Linked DNA regions of Homo sapiens: all the other regions are linked to region 1. Evidence: chromatin contacts called from ENCODE Hi-C or POLR2A ChIA-PET data. All regions are on one chromosome and are shown on one strand. The core of a region is the stretch at or near the end of the contact, and the rest is flanking DNA. Distances in the headings are between cores, read along the strand shown. Region 1 holds the start of OCIAD1 (OCIA domain containing 1). Region 2 overlaps FRYL (FRY like transcription coactivator). Region 3 overlaps FRYL (FRY like transcription coactivator).

Region 1 (4,245 bases), core at 559-3,058:
TAATGTGCTGGGCCCAGTGCAAAATAAAAACGTGGGACTCCTTATCCAAATGATTATGAATTTCAAGATAACAAGACTAGAACATGAAACCAAGTATGGGGCGCTGTCTGCACATGCCCATGAAGCCAGCCCACCTGCCACTGTTACTCAAGGCAGTGAAAATTCCTTTACATAGGAAGTGCTTCTAATTATAAATACTTAATAGATAGTTACGGGGAATTGGTCTTGGAACCTCTGCATTCGGCTCTCGAAAATCAGCCCTCCCATTCATCTTTCCTGTATCAAAAACATTACATATTAAGTATTAGAAACTATCACTAGATAGGTCAAAGTAAATCAAGACGTATGATATAGTAAAACTACTAGTCTACACAGCAATCAATCAACAAATATTTATTAAACACTACTATATCTTACGTACTCCACATGTAAATAGCTAGATGAAAAAGTAACAGACCTACTGATTAATTTGGAACTCACTATTCAGGTTAAGTCCCTTAATTGAAAAAGCATATGCGTTTTATAAGTTTATAATTTTTTTTACTATCAAGATATCAATAAAATAACAGACATATTTTTTCCTCCTGGAAGTGGGTTCTTTCACATCCTATGTTTTGGTCGTTTCTCGAATCTATGCCCAATGATTAGGATAATTCCCCAAAATAGAAGAGAAAAAAAATTTCAAGTCATTTCTGAGCTTCCATATTAAAAAATGAAATAATCATCAGAAACATTCAACCTCTCCCACAAAGGAGCACTCCAAAATTATGGAATAACAAAGACGACATATCCTTCTCCCTGTGAGGTAAAACTAACAGCAAATTCTGTATCTCCAAATTTCCTTCCACCCCAAGAATATAAGAAAAAAATGCATAAAATTCCAAGAATATACATTTTTTATTTGGTTCTTTTTTTAAAAACTCATATATTGGGACTCAGACCAACAGATCAAGTAACCGTATTTTACAGAACGTTTACGTGGGATCATGATTATTCTCATTTTAAAAACAATTTGCATGGAAACAGGAAATGGCATACACAATGAGGACAGCAACTGAGCCCTTCCATAATTCATTCAGTCAATAAGCCATGAAGGCCTACTACATGCCAACCCCTTAATTAGAGAAAAGAAATAAAAAAGGTCAGCTGAATTCATGGATGGATGGAGCCTGCTGAATAAACTACCTTTACCCTACAACCGTATGAGAAAAAATGAAACCCTCTTATTTCCCATAACGGCATCCTTCCTAGAAACACCAGGAAGACTGTCAGGGCTGACACGGCGCTTAAGACAATACCATTTTAAGTTCTTTACACAAAACAACGCTGGATTAAAGCCTAAGCGGCCTACAACCGCTGATTACCGCACTCCATCCTCCACCCAGTGTCCGTCTCCCACCTGCCGTTACAGACTGAGCAGCAACCCCACACGCATCCGTGACCACGAACTTCCCCAGCTCACACCCCCAGAAGCACTCCGTCGCCTCCCGCAGTCACCGGCACTCAGGAGGCCGAGACCCGAGCGCGATCTGTCCACCCTCACAGGCAGGAAAATGGCGGAAGGTGCGAAAGTCGTGGATGGCCGCAAAGGTGGTGAGGGGATACGCGGAGGGCAACAACGGGGCTGTTTGCGTCACCTCACCCACCTCCCGACGACAGCAGCAGGCGACTGCAAGGAAAACCAAGCGATCAGGGGCAGAAGGCCCGGAGGGTGGACTCGAGAGGGGGCAGGGAGGGAGAAAAGTGCAAGGTACCGCGGGGAGGGGGAGGGGTAGAACAGCCGCAAGAAGTCATCCAGACAGGGGCTCAAAATGACCGCGACCCGGAGGCACTGTATACTTACGGCAGGAAATGACGTCAGACCTCACTGCGGGTCTGAGAGCCAGCAGCCTAGGAATAGACGCATGCGTATACTCGTCCCTTTGCCCTTTCAGGCAGCTGCGGCCACGAGCCGCACTGCGACTGCGCAGGCGACAGCGGCGGACCAAGAACCCTGCCCCGCCCCTTCCCTGGATGGCGGGGAAGGGGGTTGGGAGTAGGCTTGACTTTGGGCTGTTGTGATGCACCTCTCTGGTCTTCTCGTGGCGGCTGGCGGGAACGTTCCGGAACCCTCTGTTGTCCCTCTTTTGAGAGCGACTTTATAAATTATCTCTTTTATGAGATAATTTCATTCTTTGAGCCTGTAGGCTAAGTAGTAGAAAGTAATTTTTAAGCATGCATACCTGGTTATTTGTCACACCCTCTTGATCCAAGTTTCCAACAAGTTCTACAACCTCTGGCAGGGTACCGTGATCTCTCTGAGGCTACGGTTTTTCTCACCTGAAAAGTGGAATTACATATAGGGTTGTTAGAATTAAAACAACACATCACTGTCTATTAATGAGGGGGCTCACGACTTCTACACATCAGACATGGTGCTGCCACACCCAGCCAATCAGCATTTTACTCATTTTCATACATTCCTTCCTGAAGTATTTATTAGTGCCATGTACTGCAAGTTATTAGTGACTAAACAGTGGGCAAATCCAGTCCTACTATTTGTCAACCCCTCAAAGCCTCTCAGGTTTCTCATCTCTTTCTGAGCCCCTTTGCCACTTTATCATTTAACATTTATTCTCCCGAAGACATACTTAAGGGAGACAGTCACGTGAAACGAATCCAACGCTGTGTTTCCTTCCTTGGAGTCTTTTGATAGCTCCAGTCATGCACCGAATATAAGGCCCATCATGGCCTGGTGGTGCCTGTGCCTTTTGAGCGTCACTTTCTTCTATTTCAGGGTTCACTAACAAGAAACAGCCTGGAGGTCTTTGCCCTCAGTGTTCTCTGTGCACTGTTTCCCCAGTACAACTCTACTCCCTGCTTTGTCAATTCTAACGATATTTCAAAATTCTGCTTTTACATCACCACCTTTGTGATGCCTTCCCTGAAATACACCCCAGAGAAGTAATCACTCTTCCTTCTTAGTCCTTAGCTTGTCCATACTGCTGTCACTGCAATGTACTTTTGCACTGAATAGTGATCTTTTTTACTTACGTCTGTCTCTGTTACAGAGCTCCTTTAGGACAGAGATGTTGGCTTGTAAGTCTTTATAGAACCAAATAAATCCCTGAGATAATCAGTATTAGTAACTAATACTCATTTTGTTCCTGGGACAAGCTAATTTACTTCTGGGCCCAGGGCTTGTGCAATTGCTGTTCCCTCTTCTAGACCACTGTTCTTCCAGATGTTCAACGTGGCTTTTTGTCTGAGACTTCAGTTGATGTCACCACATCAGAGAGGCATTCCTTGACCACCCAATTAACATGGCACCCCAGTCACTCTCCATGTTACCTTGCTTATTGTTTTCATAGTATTTGTTATGGTCTAAAACAATGATTTGTTTGTGTATTGTCTCTCTTCACTAAAAAGGTCTATGACAGTAGGAGCCGTATTTGCCTAGCATCAGTGATTGGCACATGATCATATGAAGCCAACAAATATTTCTTAAATGAATTTGTTGAATGCATTTTTATAGGAGAAAAAACAAAAATAAGAAAATTAAAAGACATTCTAGAAGAAACAAAAATAAAAAAATTAGAAGACATTCTAGGTGGTGAGCTTTATGTTAAAGCAAAGTTTTTTGTTGTTTTTTTTTTTAGGACAGGGCCTTGCTCTATTGTCTAGACCGTAGTACAGTGGTGCCATCTCGGCTCACTGCAACCTTCGCCTCCCAGATTCAAGCAATTCTTGTGCCTCAGCCTCCTGAGTAGCTGGGACCACAGGTGTGCACCACCACGCCCAGCTAATTTTTTTATTTGTAGAAGAGACAGAGTTTCACTACTTTACCAGCCTGGTCTCCAATTCCTGGCCTCAAGTGATCTGCCCACTTTGGCCTCCCGAAGTGCTGGGGTTATAGGCATGAGCCACTGCACCAACTTTAAAGCAAAGTCTTTTTCTTTGCTTCCTGACTAGATTGTAAGATTCCAGAATCCAGTTTTATCATATTCTTTATACTTACTGAGCCAGGCCTAACACATAGTGTGTCCTAAATTGGTGGGTTCTTGGTCTCACTGACTTCAAGAATGAAGCTGCGGACCCTCACGGTGAGCGTTACAGTTCTTAAAGATGGTGTGTCCAGACTTTGTTCCTTCTGATGTTCGGACATGCTCGGAGTTTATTCCTTCTGGTGGGTTCGTGGTCTTGCTGGCTTCAGGAGTGAAGCTGCAGACCTTCGCAGTGAGTGTTACAGCTCTTAAGGCGGTGCAT
Region 2 (4,245 bases), core at 873-3,372, 250 kb after region 1:
CATTCATTTATACTTGGTTAAGTACTCTTCTACATAGAAATAAAAATTATTTTATGTTTGTAAAATTCTCATCCTTCCAATCTAAGAAGTTTCTGTTAAATGGAATCTTTATGCTACCGTTTGCTCTTTATTATGGCATATAATATTCGTGAGATAGAAATACTTGTGAAAATGCTACGGGAAAAAAATGGTGATACTCAAAGCAAAAACTTACACCCTGCTTTTTTGGCAACTGTTTTTTGTGTATCACATAAGTTTAAGTATAGTGGATTAAGTACATAGTGTTTTATACCAATGTCATATGTAATTTGACTCATTAAAATGGAGAGAAACACTTTGTCCACAAACATATTACTAACAAAGTTTATGCAAACTTTCTTGCTTGGTCTTGGTTGGGTAAAAGGTCATATATTAAGATTCCAAAGTTGATGTAAGAATAGCTATAAAACCTTACTATTTAAAAATATTTCCTCCTATTTTAGAATACATGGTCAAGAGGTTAATGCATAACATTAAGAGCTTGCGGCATAACACCTGATTCTTATAATTCATGAGTTATATGTAGCCAAGGGAGGTAATAAGGTTTTATAAGCCTAAGAGATTATTAGAAATCTGTACAATTCCCCCCCGCCATGATGCTACCATGATGCTAAACTTTTTAAAAAACTAATTTTTAATTTTTATTTATTTTTAAATAGATACAATTGTACATATTTATGCGGTGCAATTTGATGTTTCCATACATGTCTATATTGTATAATGACCCAATCAGGGTAGTTAGTGTATCCATCATCTCATGTGTTTATCATTTATTTGTGGTAAGAACCTTTAAAAGCCTCTCTTCTAGTTATTTTATGAAAGGATCTATACAATTCAAAACATTTTGTTTTAGATATTAACCATAAATTATGAATTATTCCAAAAAGAGAGTAATGGATGACTTGTTTCTTGTGCCTAAAGCAGTGCTTAATATACTTTTCTTTGAACATAAATGTTTATCTCTTCAGTATAAGAGTTCAAATATTGAACAAGTATTTAAGAATATATACCTCTGGAGAAGAGCTCATTTTTGAGTCTGTTCCACACATACATAGATACAGGTCAACATGAAAGTTAATGGTTCACTCTTTAGTTCTCTGGCAGCTTTTGGTATACGATGAAATTTGGATATTTATTTAAGAATTACTTAAATAGTGGTCCTGAACTTCTTTGGTTTATAGTCCTCTTGAGAATAATGAAAACAGTGGAATCCCTCTCCAAAAAAAAGACATGTATGCACATACAGAAACTTTACATGCAGTTTCAGGAATTCTCTACTCCCTTCAACCTACCATGGACTTTATATTATCTTGTTTTAGAAACTACTAATACACCACTTTCAGTTTAAAGCAATTTATATGGTAAAATTTCAAAGTTATTGAAATGTGTAATAATCAATTTTTTCCTCTCCATATAGACTACTTTGCTCTATTGCCCTAGCTCGATAGATTTACAAACTTTAGCAGAATGGAACTCTTCTCCTATTAGCCACCAGTTTGATGTGATTAGTCCATCACATATATGGATATTTGCACATGTGACCCAAGGCCAAGACCCATGGATTATAAGTCTCTCCAGTTTTTTAAAGCAAGAAAATCTTCCTAAACACTGCTCTACAGCTGTGAGCTATGCTTGGATGTTTGCATACACAAGACTTCAGTTGTTGTCCCCTCAGGTCGATATAAAGTAAGTTATTTTCCTAGTGTAAATTTAAAAATGTATAGACTGTCAGCTTTCATATGTATTTATTTGAAAAATTCAAAAGTATTACAGATTGGAAGGCCCATAAATAATATGTGATACTGCATTGATGTCTTAAGGAGGGAGAAGAATGTTGTCAAGGACATAGTCTCATAACTTCTTCATCCTTTTCATGTAATACAGTCTCACCAAATTTTAATTATTAATTTACTTAATAACACTGTACTTGGTACATAGTTGTGTCCATCGAATCTGTGTTAAGGGAAAAAATTGGGAAAGAATCTAAGGATGAGTATGGATGTAGACACAGAAGTTTGTAGATAAAGGGTGAGAAGCAGAGCGAAACTCAGCTCAGTGGCCTTACTTTTCCCGATGACAGTGTAAGGAAGGCCACCTTCTGGTGGGGAGTGGTAATAACACACTGAGTAGGAGATTTGAGGATGTTGGTAAAGATTTGGAATAACTGATGATGAAATGGAGAGTTGACCAAGGTCATTATAAATTTCAGTTAGTTTTTGTTTTGTTTTGTTTTTTTGCTCTTAAATACAGAGGAGAATTTTTGAATCTGGGTTTGGGTTCCTGATTTCTCCTTACAGAGTACACCACTGATCACATTGAATGGAATGAGTCCTCTCAGCATATAACTTGCCCATGTAAACCCAGCATCTGGATTGACCTATCACTGGAGGCCTACATTAAAGGCTCTTCAAACCTGACTTCACTCTGTACCTTTTTTCTTACTTTCTATCAATACTTTCAAAGTTGGAACCAAATTATCCCCTCAGAGTTCATTAAGTGTGGTTGATAGTTTCCATTTTGTGAGCTTTTGTTCACATGAGCGTAGGATACCTTTTTTTTTTTAATTTTTGCATATCCGTATCTAATATAGTTCAAATTCAATCTTATTTTTTAAAATCTCTTAAACTTCCTACCCAGAGTAGTCCTTCTTACTTTTGGATTTGAATATATATATATGTATATATATTTCTACATATACATGCTAATTGTATATATATGTTCTCAGGTATTGTGTATTGGATTTCTTTTTTGTTTTGTGTTTTGTTTTTTGTTTTTTTTTTAAAGAGGCAGGGTCTCACTCTGTCACTTAGGCTGGAATGCAGAGGTGTAATCATAGCTCATTGCAATGTCGAACTTCTGGGCTCAAGCAGTCCTCCCACTTCAGCCTCCCAAAGTGCTGGGATTATAGCTATGAGCCACCACACCTGGTCTGGATGTTACTTTTTAAATAAAGATTGACATTTGCCACCTTGCATACCATTTATGACCTTAAGTAGCCTTCCCTAATTACCATATTTTAAATTATAACCCCATATCCTACCAGCATTCTTTATCTCCCTTTTCTGCTCTATTTTTCTTCATCAAACTTAGCACCATCTGACATTGTTTTATTTATTTCTTTATTGTATGTCTCCCATGGCCTGCATGAGGGCAGTGATTTTTTTGACAGTTTTTTTGACTGATACGTTACCAGTGCTTAGATCGTTTTCTAACATACTAGGACATTGTTCTATGATGCTCTTGCTGAATTAACAAAGTGATGTGTTTGCATTACTTACCTTAACATATTACAAAACTAGTTGAAGGCAAGGATTATATATTTGTATTTTTCCTCTTTCGTTTTGCTCTCAGTTCTTAATTCTAACATAATTTCGGTATTTGGAAAGATTTATGGAATTGTTTCAAAATATTTTATTGATGTAATCTTTCAAGACAGAAATTTGGCAGAAGCCTTGAAAATATGTATCTTCTTTGACTCTGTGATTTCATTTTCAAGAATTACCTAAGAAAATAATTAACCATATATTCAAATGTATAGTATTGTGTATAATAGGGAAAAATTGCTATTAGCTAAAATGTCAAACAACAAAACTTTGGTTATATAAAATATGATACTTTATATTGATATAGCATATAGTTAATCAAAATAATGTCACAGAAGTATATTAATTTACATAGAGAGGTGAAAAATACGTAAGTCTAAAAGGTAGATACAAAATAAAATAAACATTTAATTCGTATAAATTAAAAGAGATGTATTCATGCACTTATAGTTCATGTATATGAATTAAAGATATATAGAATATGCAGTGTTTATTTTCATGTGGGATTAAAGGTGATTTTGATTTTGTTTTCTTTCTACATTGAGTATGCATAGTAAGTTATAAAATATGGCCCAATAAAATATTAACTTTTATCACAGGAGTAATAATGTTAAAATGATCTGGTAACATATTTTAATTTTTAATCCATTACTTTATTCATTGATATCAGTCCACAAAAACAGTACTAGTAATAAAAACCTTATGCTAACCATCTCTCTAATTAGCATTAGGCCAGGCATGGTGGCTCACCCCTGTAATCCCAGCACTTTGGAAAGCCAAGGCAGGTAGATCATCTGAGCTCAGGAGTTAGAGACCATCCTGGGCAACATGACGAAACCTCATCTCTACCAAAAATACAAAACATTTGCTGGGCGTGATGGCA
Region 3 (4,245 bases), core at 1,289-3,788, 230 kb after region 1:
CCCGAGTAGTTGGGATTACAGGCGCCTGCCACCAGGCCCGGCTAATTTTTTTTTTTTTTTTTTTTTTTTTTCTTTAGTAGAGACGGGATTTCACCATGTTGGCCAGGCTGGTCTCCAACTCCTCACCTCAGGTGATCTGCCCGCCTCAGCCTCCCAAAGTGGTGGGATTACAGGTGTGAGCCACCGCACCCAGCCAGCTTTGTTTTTTGACTTGAAGATGCATTGACCTTAGTTTTTTGGTAAAATGACAGAGTGTTCACAAAATGATGTGATATTACAAATTCTTTAACCTTTCCTCTTTTGTTAATCTAAGTATATACCTCTTTCCCTTTAAGGAATGTGCTCAGTATTTCTTAGAAGTGAAAGATAAAGATATAAAACATGCACTTGCTGGTTTATTTGTGGAGATTCTTATCCCTGTAGCTGCTGTAAGTATTTTTCTTATTTTCATACCATTTGTGTGTTATACAAGAACCTTATCAACCTTATACTTTTATTTTTTGTCCTAAAAATACTTACATGACAATAAGCTGTGGCCATGGGAAGGCTCGTCTCATTTGCTCCCTGTTGCTCAGAGGTCTCTTCCTTTTGTTGATCATACAATGTTTTAGAGATCGTTTCATGTATTTTGTTTTTTGGTTGTTGCAGATGGTAGGGGAAATCCAGCTCCATCTTGGCTAGAAATGGAGATTAATTACATTCTTTTTGTTCAGATTTTATTCTAATTAAAATCTCAAAAATGAAGAAATGTATTACATGTTGAAAAATTGAACTGTTTTGGCTTTCATTTTTAAACATTGAATTCACTTACTTGTGACCTATGGGCTTATATGAATTGGTTTGTAGTATTCAGGTCCTACCTTTAGAGCATGTTTTGAAAAGGTGAACAGAGAATTGTTTTAAAAGTTAAGAATTTGAAATATTAATGAGAGTGATTGACGTGTTTTTTAAAACCTGTTTTGCATTGAAGATTTTTAAAAATGGGGACACACAAAACTCATAAATTAAAGGTTTGCAAGTGGTTTATTTGAGTTACACAGCCCCCGTTTCCTCCCACCCAGTTTTTAGCCATATGAATTGGGCTCATTTTATAAAAAAGAAAACAGGCTATCATGTATAAGTCATGTCAGTTTTAGTCTTTTATTAGATATGCACTTTGATTTCTTTTCCTGTAAGTTGTTTGAATTACTGTTTATCCCTTCCAAATGATCATTTGTACTTCACCCTTTGTTTGATCATCCTTTTTTTTTCTCCCAGATGGCTGAGATTAGGTTTTAGTTTTTAAGGCAGTTCGTCAAAAGGAGCAGGTTGTAGGAAGAGAGGCACTTGACAATGGTCCATTATCATCGTGTTGCCTGATTCTTTTATACCATATTTGCTTTTGTGTCCAGGTTTATTAGCCTGCTAGGACAGCCGTAATAAAGTACTGCAAACTGGATAGCTTAACAACAGAAATGTATATTGTCTCATATTTACGGAGGCTAGAGTGTGAGATCAAAGTGCCAGCAGGTTGGTTCCTTCTAAGAGCTGTGAGGAGGAACCTGCTCCATGCCCCTTGCTTAGCCTCTTGTGTGCACTGAAAATCTTTTGTGTTTCTTGGCTTGTAGAAGCATGGTTCTGAATCCTGCCTTCATTGTCACATGGCATTCTCCTTGAGTGTATGTCTGTGTCCAAATTTCCCCTTTTTAAAAGGACACCAGTCATGTGGATTAGGGTCTTCCCGATCCTAACTTAATTAATGTGATCTGCAATGACCTATTTCCTAATGAAGTCACCTTCTGATGTCTGTGGGGTTAGGACTTCAACATGAATTTTGGGGGGATATGATTCAACCCATAATACTAGGCCTTTGCACATGCAGCTCCTTCTGCCTGGAACATTCATGCCTCTCTAGTAACCTCCCTCCCCTCTTTCTCTGGCTGGCTTCTCTTTCTTTACTCATTTACTTATTGAGTGCTTTCTGTTTGTCAGGTCTTCCTCTATGCACAAGGGAACACAACAATGAGTATGATAGGAAAGACTCCCTAGTACCGTAGATTTTAATTGCTAGTGCAGAAAATAGAAAATAAACTAGTGTATAAAATAGGTAGTATGTCAGATTGTGGAGAGTAATGTGAAGAAATGTAAACAGGGTAGGGGGCATAGGATTGCCAAAGGGGTGAGGGAGTTGAAATTTTAAAAAGAGTATGATTAGGGAAGACCACCACATCGAAAGAGTTGGTAGCAATTGAGCAAAATCTAAAGGAATGAGACAGTAAGACTTCCTGTGTCTGTGGGAAGAGCTTCTTGGGCAGCAGGCCCCAGCGTAGACATCCTAAGGCAAGAAATTCTTTGATGCGTTCTAGGAACAGCAAGGAAGCTCCAAAGGCTGGGTCCCCATGCACATGGTCAGAGGGTGGGAGATAAGGCCAGCAAGGTTAAATGGGAGGCTTTAGCACTATTTCTGTTAAGAGATGTTGGATGCAGCTTAGATGTTACTTCCTTGTTGAGTTTTTCCATAGGGGCCCCTTTTGAGTGCTCCAAGAGCACAGAGAATTTGCTCTCAGTGGACCTGTTATACTGTGTCCTCTTAGCCTGTATTCCCACTTTGTTCACTCAGGGCTGGGACTAGGTTTATCTTATGTACTTAACATTTGGTCACTTGGCACATTGTAGTACTTCAGTGAGAGTCTCAGTGAATTATTAACCAATTTCAAACCTTACAGAAAGTTCTTGTATTCTTTGTATAGTTTAATCTAACATCTGTATCATTTTCTTTGTTTGCATTATCTTTTTACTAGGCTGTTAAAAATGAAGTGAATGTTCCCTGTTTGAAAAATTTTGTGGAGATGCTTTATCAGACTACTTTTGAACTGAGCTCGAGAAAGAAGCATTCATTGGTATTAAGAAACATTTCAAACCTTTTCATATTTAATTGGGATTTTTAGTAATTGATTTATGAATTCAGTGGAAATTTAAGAGAATGGTAAAATCTGAAATTGTAAAATCCCTGAAGTGCAATACAAGGGCAAGTTTTACATACGTATGTTTTGCGTGGCTCTATTTAAATGTTCTGTTCTTAATTTTACTAGCTCTGCATTTGTTGAGTTGTTCAGACTTCCTTCTAGGTAGTCATGCATTGCTTAATGATGGAAATATGTTCTAAGAAATGTGTCGTTAGGCTATTTCATTGTGCAAACATCATTGAATGTACTTACACAAACCTAAATAGTATAGCCTACTACACACCTAGGCTATATGGTATAGCTTATTGCTCCCAGACTACAAACCTGTACAGCATGTTACTGTACTGTGGGCAGTTGTAACAGAATAATATTTGTGTATCTAAACACGAGAAGGTACAGTAAAAATATGTTGTAACCTCAGGGGATCACTGTCATAAAGTGATTTTAGCAGCTGTTTTCTGTCTAATTACGTCTTTTCTAGTCAGAGATTGAAGGCATTTTTTTCTACCTGTCTATTTCACATAACTTTTACGTAGCTTGGAGAAAGTTTGGAGAATTGGTGAAATATTTGACCTTCTAAACTAGAGATACAGTAATTCTAAACATGGATTGTGCCAGGCATTGAACTAAGTACTTTGTACTTTTTTTTTTCTTACTTTAAGCTTCACAACCCTATAAGATATTTGTGATTATTGTCCTCTACTTTATGTGTTTGGAAAGTGAGGCTTAGAGTACCTAATGTAGCCATCGTGAAGTTACACATTTGACAAACAGAAAGCTAACATTTTAATGCCATCTGTCATCTGATCCCAGGGACTAGTCATAACCACAAAATGGATGAGAGGCTAATGGGTTGAGGGAGAACTAATAGCATATTCTAACTCAGAGAGGTATGATCAGTCAAGGAATTTTCCTCGTAGAAAATTTACTCTTTATCTTTCTGTGTTAGATTATTCTATGAGATTATATTTCTTATTACGAATTGGAAAACTGCTTAAAAGATTTGTTTCCTTGCTTATGAGAATAAATGAAATATAAAATTTAAAAGTCCAGTGCTTTTCGATGAAAAATGTTAATTCTGTCTTTTCCCCGTCTCCTATAGGCTTTATATCCACTAATTACCTGCCTTTTATGTGTCAGTCAGAAACAATTTTTTTTAAATAACTGGCATATTTTCCTACAGAACTGTTTGTCACATTTAAAGGTAAGATGTAATCACACTTCTGATATGTAAATACTGACTGGTATATTTTGTTTATGCATATAAATTGAACAGTGCATAATGAAACTTTTGTTACTA

What was found. Hi-C counts contacts between places; a loop is a spot of excess contacts on that map. ChIA-PET counts read pairs that join two places held with the same protein, here RNA polymerase II (POLR2A). Pooled maps may share reads with other maps.
Region 2: a loop to region 1 is called in a map of dorsolateral prefrontal cortex, with 9 times the contacts of the local background. The contact joins the enhancer-like site here to the promoter of OCIAD1 in region 1. A Hi-C loop is called at or near these places in 41 of 168 maps with a recorded cell type or tissue (B cell, CD4-positive, alpha-beta T cell, CD4-positive, alpha-beta memory T cell and 26 more), 16 of 37 single-sample maps with no recorded cell type and 44 of 50 pooled maps. POLR2A ChIA-PET finds 5 or more read pairs at or near these places in 5 of 52 experiments (AG04450, MCF 10A, OCI-LY7 and 2 more).
Region 3: a map of heart left ventricle shows a loop between it and region 1 (2.7-fold over the local background). The contact joins the enhancer-like site here to the promoter of OCIAD1 in region 1. A Hi-C loop is called at or near these places in 6 of 168 maps with a recorded cell type or tissue (A673, CD8-positive, alpha-beta T cell, aorta and 2 more), 1 of 37 single-sample maps with no recorded cell type and 2 of 50 pooled maps. POLR2A ChIA-PET finds 5 or more read pairs at or near these places in 1 of 52 experiments (GM12878).

Annotation. Positions count from the first base shown.
Region 1 is chr4:48,828,651-48,832,895 of GRCh38, reverse strand. It overlaps OCIAD1 (OCIA domain containing 1), which reads right to left and starts at 1,808. Exons shown (of 9, transcript NM_017830.4): 1 at 1,647-1,808; 2 at 214-276. The coding sequence starts at 271. RefSeq lists enhancers at 892-1,454, 1,455-2,018, 1,861-2,240.
Region 2 is chr4:48,576,453-48,580,697 of GRCh38, reverse strand. FRYL (FRY like transcription coactivator) reads left to right here. Exons shown (of 64, transcript NM_015030.2): 23 at 1,457-1,725. Among named protein-coding and RNA genes, the nearest start is that of ZAR1, 88 kb to the right of the region's middle. Within about 2 kb of position 2,122, at least 2 of the 41 ENCODE cell types and tissues checked have a DNase peak (open chromatin) inside an H3K27ac peak, as active enhancers do; they include dorsolateral prefrontal cortex, where a contact is called at or near this core.
Region 3 is chr4:48,601,924-48,606,168 of GRCh38, reverse strand. It overlaps FRYL (FRY like transcription coactivator), which reads left to right. Exons shown (of 64, transcript NM_015030.2): 11 at 336-428; 12 at 2,781-2,879; 13 at 4,048-4,149. Among named protein-coding and RNA genes, the nearest start is that of ZAR1, 110 kb to the right of the region's middle. Within about 2 kb of position 2,538, at least 3 of the 41 ENCODE cell types and tissues checked have a DNase peak (open chromatin) inside an H3K27ac peak, as active enhancers do.